Linked DNA regions of Homo sapiens: region 2 is linked to region 1. A link is a contact called in ENCODE Hi-C or POLR2A ChIA-PET data. All regions are on one chromosome and are shown on one strand. Each heading gives the region's core, a stretch centred on a gene start or an enhancer-like site at or near the end of the contact. The rest is flanking DNA. Distances are from core to core; before and after follow the strand shown.

What was found. A loop is a pair of places that touch in the nucleus more often than their neighbours do. ChIA-PET counts read pairs that join two places held with the same protein, here RNA polymerase II (POLR2A). Pooled maps may share reads with other maps.
Region 2: a loop to region 1 is called in a pooled map, with 2.9 times the contacts of the local background. The contact joins two enhancer-like sites. A Hi-C loop is called at or near these places in 1 of 168 maps with a recorded cell type or tissue (endothelial cell of umbilical vein) and 9 of 50 pooled maps. POLR2A ChIA-PET finds 5 or more read pairs at or near these places in 3 of 52 experiments (BJ, OCI-LY7 and WTC11).

The regions. Positions count from the first base shown.
Region 1 is chr5:67,242,494-67,246,305 of GRCh38, reverse strand. No RefSeq gene overlaps it. Among named protein-coding and RNA genes, the nearest start is that of TILRLS, 24 kb to the left of the region's middle. Within about 2 kb of position 1,630, at least 7 of the 41 ENCODE cell types and tissues checked have a DNase peak (open chromatin) inside an H3K27ac peak, as active enhancers do.
Region 2 is chr5:67,535,517-67,539,328 of GRCh38, reverse strand. No RefSeq gene overlaps it. Among named protein-coding and RNA genes, the nearest start is that of LINC02242, 110 kb to the left of the region's middle. Within about 2 kb of position 1,713, at least 4 of the 41 ENCODE cell types and tissues checked have a DNase peak (open chromatin) inside an H3K27ac peak, as active enhancers do.

The DNA.
Region 1 (3,812 bases), core at 381-2,880:
TCCTTATTTGCAACCCTGTTTAGGATTTTAAAATGAGGTGTTTTAATAGCGCCACCTGGTGGTAATGATCTACTTCAAGTACCCAACATAACTTCTCTTTCCTCACCTTTTCTCCTGTTTTGTGAGCTGTTTCTTTCATTTGTATTCATGAATCATTCCTTTGCATTAGTGTTGCTGAAGAAAGTAATGATTTTATCAAAACAAAGTAGGCTATTACAAAAAAACTAACAGAAGTGTTAATGTGAGCAGAACAGTAGAACCTGCACACTTAAGGGTATGCCACTCATCAGGGGAAAGAAATGTAACTAAAAATCAACAAAAGGCTGTGAAGAAACAAAAAGGGGAGAGGCAGTAACTCCAAAATGGGCTTTAGACAGAAAACTCACCTGATGTAGGGCATGTTGGCCAACATTTTCCTTTTATATATCTGCCACATTTTCTGCCTTGTGGCCAGTCTGAAAAAACTAAGCAGCCCAGTACAGCAGGCAAATGCTTCTCAGTCACAAACAATGGAATATTGAAGCCATTGATATTCCTCTCACAGCGGCAGGAACCATAGCAGGTGCTAAAGGAATTGGTTGTTTATGAAGAAATAATCAAATATTCCCTCCCTCCTTCCTTCCTTCCTTCCTTCCTTCCTTCCTTCCTTCCTTCCTCATTTCTGCCGCTTCTCACACAGCTACCAGCATCCCTCTCCCCAGGCATCAGAGTGCTACTTGGGGAAAATAATAATAATGTAGGATTTTTTTTCCCTAAATCACTTCAACTCCAAGGACCCATTAGCAACTTATGCCCCTTTACAGATCTCGCCAGTTGATCATCAAGAAAGGCAACTTTAGAGATGATGCAATCAGGGCAAAAAAAAAAAAAAAAGAACAAGTAACTGCAGATATCTTTTTAATTTTTTTTTTTTGTATGTACCTTTTTGAGAATTAGGTCATTAAATTCATTGAAAATTCCATTCTTCATCCAGCCTTTGAAAGTTCTCATCTTGTTCAACTTTGAAACAGATCATAAGGTGGATTCACATGGTGAAAAATGGGAGGGACAGAATGAAGACTTGACAACAATGAAGAGATAATGTCTACCTGGAGGCTAACCAATGGCACCCAGGCTGCTGAAAGAAATTCCTTCAGCAGGGGCCCAGGGAAGAAGCCTAATTTAAAGGTCAGAATCAGACACACAGACACACACGTACACACACACATGTACACACATTAATCTACACAATCACCAGAGCAATCATCTAGCCCATTTGCATCAGCATAAGGTTTCACCTAAACTCTCTGCACTGACCTTTTATGGAAGATGTTTGCTTTCTAGGGCCTGAGACCTGGGACCAGCTCCCAGAGACGAGGGTACAGGGGAAAGGACCTGAAAGTCAAGTTTTATGGAAGATGAAATGGAGAGAAAAAAAATATTTGTTTATTGGTGATTTTAGTTAACGGGAACAATAGCTTTGCATTGACAGACAATAAGTGAGGGGAAAATAGTGGTGGGGTGGCGGTGTGAGGAAGCCGACATGGATAGAGCAGCCAAAGGAAGCTCTGAATAGGCTCTGGAAAAAACTACAACCCAACAAACTATTCCATGACTGTAAGGCGCTGGAAGCCTGCCAAAGTCAGACATACATTCTCACTGACCTTTTTAGACCTGATTGACTCCCAATCAGACTATGAAGACTGTGACCGAGGAGTGAATTCCTGTTCCTTCCTGGTGATCCTGCATTACTTTCCAGTAAGTTCTCTCATGGTCCAATTGTTCTTTTATCTGCACAGGAAGGGAATGTGTGATTCCTTTTGGAAACTGGAGTACTGTGGGAGCCAGGCCCACTCTCCTGGCTGCTGGAGATCTGAGCATACCCAGGTCTGGAAAGAAGCCAAGTCATGGGGACTGTGATGCAACAGCTCACCTTACCACCAGGCTAGATGGTAGCTTTGACTTTCTAAGACCCAATAGCCTGTTAGTGACCATCAAACAGAAATTGTCATAACTTCAATGGTATAAAACTGGGTTCAGGAAACTACAGATTGTGGGCCAAGTCAGACCTATACCTATGTTTGTAAATAAACCTTTATTGGAACACAGCCACACTCGTTTATTTAAGTATCCTCTACCACTGCTTTCGCACAACAAGGGCAGAGTTGAGCAACTGCAACAGAGACCATTGGCCTACAAAGCCAAAATAATTTACTATCTTGCCCTTTACAGAAAAAGGTTGCTGACCTCTGGTTTAAAAGCAGGATCATTAAGAGAAGGCTGTGTGATATGCCAGAAGGACCATGAGAAGGGGCCTCCAAAGGCCTGGTTCTAGTGCCGCTGTCTGTTAGAAACGATCTAGATCTGTAACACTGAGTGAACTTGAATGTCTCTTCTAGCTGCAAAAGATACACAAATTCTGTAGTTTAAGCGATTGGTAATGCACAGGGTTTCAGATATCCATTTCACTGTCCAATACTCTCCATTCCCAAAAGAAATGTCATTTTTCTATTTGTAATCCAAAGATGGTGGTATATAAAATAATTACACTGGAATCCATACTTTGTGCTTACACAGAAAGAAACATACACACATGCAGGCACAGACACATGCACACACACTCACACAAATGCAAACATACACACACACACTGGAGCAAGCCTTCCAGCTCACTGCTCTGAGCGTAGGGTTTCATGCTCAAGATCCTTGCACTGACCTACAGGAAAGACAAGTGTCTTCTAGGGACTCACCACTTGATTGAAGAAAGCTGCTGTGTCTAGGGCCTCAACATCTGCAAAGCTGTAATCAAAACATTACTATTCAGTTACCATCTAAGACACAGCTGTAGAATTATGGAGAAATGTTTTATCAAAACTAAGCAATTGTCTGAGTCTGTCTCCTGACTGAAGAAAGAAGAATGCCTAATTCACAAAACACTTCATACTTTATAGCACATTTACATACAATATAATGGATGCCACCCTATTTACTTGTTTTCTATACCATCTTTATTTAGTGTTTATTTTATGAGCCTTGCAAATAGTTTCCAAACATCTCTAAATCTAAGAAAAAGTTAACTGAGTAAAGCTGATTTTTTTTTTTTTTTTTTTTTGAGACGCAGTCTCACTCTGTCGCCCAGGCTGGAGTGCAGTGGCGCAATCTCGGCTCACTGTAAGCTCCACCTCCCGGGTTCACGCCATTCTCCTGCCTCAGCCTCCCAAGTAGCTGGGACTACAGGCGACTGCCACCACACCTGGCTAATTTTGTGTGTGTGTGTGTATTTTTAGTAGAGACGGGGTTTCACCATGTTAGCCAGGATGGTCTCGATCTCCTGACCTCGTGCTCCGTCCGCCTCGGCCTCCCAAAGTGCTGGGATTACAGGCGTGACCCACCGCGCTGGCCGAGTAAAGCTGATTTTAAATAAGCTGTCTTAGTCTGGGTTCTCTCCAAAAGCTGGGCCTGAGACAAGAGTTTACTTTGGGAAATGATTCCAAAGAACAGGAGGAAAGAACAAGGCAGACTGAAACAGGGGGAGGGAAAGCCAATCCAGAGGTCTTTTACTGAGCTGATCACTGGTATAGGCAAGTGAGGCGCCCCCCTCTTGGGATGCTTTGGGTTGCCTTGCCGAATGAGTCCCTCGTATGTCTTTCTAAGGGATGCCAAGGGAAGTACTATCGTCAGCTCCCATCATTGCCCCCATGGGGTTTTCATTCATTCCCACTTGTGGTGTGTGCATAGGGCAGAATGGCTAACCCGGTTTCTGCAAAGTCAACAACAGCCTCAGAGAAGCCCCAGGTCAGAAAGCGAGAGTTTGGTGGTGCAGCTGAAGGGAG
Region 2 (3,812 bases), core at 464-2,963, 290 kb before region 1:
GCATCCCTCAGTCCCTTGCGTCTCATGTCCACAGATGGAATACAAGATGTACTGATGTTGAAATAGTGTTAAAAATAAACTATCTCCCCATAAGTTTAAGCACAGTTAAAAGTAATTCTCATGTAACACCTAGATTTTGCTATTCAACCTTTTGCCCTCCACAATCACCCCATCAACCTGCCTGCTGAAAAGGGCACTGGACAGCCTGAAAGAGATATTTTTAGCACAAATAATCTTGTTATAAATCAGTTAACACGACAAGAGAACAAACATTTTGTTCCTCCACTTGCTCTCTCCCTCTCTTACACACACATACACACAACACACACACACTCAACCTTTGCTTTTCTTAGAATTTGATTCTGCATGTGAATTTATCTTTTCCTTCAAAGTTCTTGCATTTTCATATTATCTTAAGACTTTGGATTATTTCTTTCCAAGAAACCAGTGACTCCAGATGACTCTTACACAGTTCTTCAATTCTTAACCACTTTGTTCCTGGGAAAATACAATATTAAATTCAGCTTTATAAAAGCTGCCCATCCTCTAAAAGTAGCTGCTTATACCCATTGGTTATTATTAAAGTCATTTCAATATAACTCCCTCTAGAGATTGGCTATAGATAATTGATAATGATATTTTAATAGTCCTAGAGAAAAATTAGGCAAAATTGGTTGAGTCTATGAATCTTTCTAATATATTCCCAGTGAAGCCATGGTGGGTTAAATTTCTATCCAAACAGTAAATCCACTGAAGCAGTGGGTTATAAACTGACATTTAAGAAGCAAAGAGTGAGTTATTCAGCTGATCTCTATGTCCTCTGCCTTCTGCTCACAGCACGGCCAGGCAGGGTACAGAGTGATGAATACCAAGGCCAATGGCTACAAGAGCTCACAGCAAAAAGAGCTTACCTTTTTACTTCTGAGTACACATGGGTTAGGGCTGGCTCATTTTTAATTTTTAAGTGAGTGTGTGTGTGTGTGTGTGTGTGTGTGTGTGTGTGTGTGTGTGTGTGTGTGCTGGCCCTGCAGCTCATCCCCAGGACATAATCCAAACAGAAAAACTATAGAGTTTTCAGACTAGCTCCACATGGGGTGTCTACAAAGGCCTACAGTGCACCCTGGATGGCTTTCAAGTTTTTTCAAAGCGATCTGGAGTCTTTTAAAGTTGTCATTGTTTAAGGAACCTGCAGAGAGGGAGAGAGCATTTTGGGTCTCAGGAGAAAAGGAAGAAATAAGATTTGAGGTAGCCAACAGATGTGGAAAATCCAGGTACTGTTCTAAGTACCTTGGCTATTACCTGCCTTTCTCCTGCTGACTCGGCTACGCTCCCCTAAAGTTGCTCTCCCTTCTCAAATACTATCTACCTCTATCAAGGAGGAGAAAAAGCAGCAGTCTTTTTCACTAGGGTCTTCTCATTGCCTATAATTTGCCTTCCTGGGGTCTTCTCATTCCCTATAATTCTATTTTGTCATTTAAATCTACACAACAGCTGTTTCTCCTTTATATTTCTCCTAAAATCATGGGCATAAATGGCCAAACATAGTTCTGAATTTACAAACAGATAATTTTTATTCTTCCAAGTCTCTAATTCTGGCAACATCACTATTTTAATAATGGTACTTTCTCTGCCTCTCATTTCTGGTACGTTTATGGTTTCACTTTCAATCCTTTCCTCCAAGGAGCTCTCCGTCTGCCTCCTGCCCCTTCATTTCCCACTTGCACAAAGCTCTGCATTTGAGCCTCACTGTTCCTCTCCTTCCATTTAATGGTGCAGCATCCATCCTCCATATTTATAATTTCTCGCTTCCTGCATCTCATCTGCCACTGTCATGATGCTGGCTTTTTTTTTTTTTTTGCTTTACCCACATAAATTATAATTTCCTGGTTTTCTCTTTTTCGCCTTAACAAATTTTCTTATCTATCTGATCCCTTATTAGTTGAACAAATTTCATCATCTACCTTAGAAAAATGAAATTTTTATGAAGATTTGATTTTAACTGAATTTCCTTTGAAAAGCACAAAATAAAAGCACAATTCAAAGAAAAATTGACCTAACTTGACCTAACTTGACCCAACAGTGTTCCTCAGTGAACTCAAATAAGGGCAATTTACTGTGCAAGCATAGATTCGAGAACATACCCTGTTGGTATCATGGAAACCCCATAAGTACTGTTCGGGAGTAAAAGGTACAGGCAGTTCAAATTCATTTCTACTTAGATAGCACAGTCTTAATCAGTGAAGGCTAAAAATAGACTGCCTTCGTTCCTGGAAAGAATTGACTTCAATTTCTCTTTCCAAGGAATTGGAAATGAGAAGTCAAAGGGTCTTAGCCTCCTGGGAACACTCAAAAAAATTAAAAACATATTTCCTCTGCCAGTATTTCTGAAACATAAGAAGACTGGTGTATACATTTAGGTTTAGGAAAAGTTTTTCCATGTAATATATAACCAAGGGAAATACTTAGTACCTGCCATAGAATGAAATATATTTATGAGCTTTGAACTCTTACAGAAAAAAGTCAAAGTCCTAAGTTTGGAATGCAGTCTTTCAAAATGTCAAGTTTTACTGTAAAAGGTTAATTATCTTATCCTTTTTGTCTTGAGAGTTATTAAAAGTATTTAGTAATATATTTCTGTCTCTCTCTCTCTCTCTCTCTCTGCAATGTATTTATTGTGATTATTAGAATGATCAATTTGGTTACAGGATTATAAATTGATGATCCTAAACAAGATCATCTGCATGAATAGATCAATACCAAACATTTGATAATGTTCTGTTTCCTAGTCCTCAACCAGTTTCAGTTATCACATGTCGTTTCTTTCTGTTTGGACAAAAAAAGTTCAGAAAATTAAATTTCTGAATATGCCAGAGTTATGTGGAGATGTGAGTTCAGAGTACTGTTGGAAGTCATTTCAGGTAATCTGGTACAGTGATGCTTGAAGGTGAAGAAAGCTCAGTAAAAATTGGTTATGCTCAATCCCCTCCAACTTAGGCCTGAATAAATCATCTAGAGTAACCACCCACATGGTCCTGTTTTCACTTAATGATTACCCCATGCCGTTGTGGCCAGGTAGAATTTGGCTACAAGTTTTCAGAACACTCAGATACCTAACTGGATGCTATAAAATCCATATATATGCTATATTTATTTTTCCCTTTCATATGCAATGTCCTTTTGGGGAAGAAGTCATCTTCATTATTATCAAGGCTTAGCAACAATAAATACTTATGCTCACAAGGTTCAACAAATTTGCCTAAGAATGGGGAGAGGTATTTTATATTTTGTTATACTGACACATCATTGAGTCAGTTTTCTCCAGGGGGCTAAATTACTTTTTGGAAGTAAACTCAGAGCAATGGAAGAATTGATTTAACTCTTCTAGGCTACTTAGGGCTAGATTACTATTAAATTAAAAGTCTCTTTTAGGGAACAAACTTGTACTTTTCTATCAATTAACAGCATTTGTTCATAAATTCAAAATACAAATGACTTTCGAATCTATCTCTGCATATAATAGGGAGAGTAATAGGTGAATTATGTTTATCTCTAAGGAAAAGAAAAGGGATAAGGAGATAAGTTAATATACTATTTCTAAAAGTAACAAATAAAATACAACATTGCTGGCAGGAAAAGAATTACATCTCACCTGTCCTCTGTGCTTTGCTAACTTATTGAAGACAACATGATTTGTGGAGATAAAAGTAAGATGATGCCTTTGGCTGGGTTTTTCAAGGACAAAAGAAGTAGTTCTAGGGTGCTCAGTATGCAAGCACCTGCCTTATAATTCTGCTGTGCAAATGTCAACATCT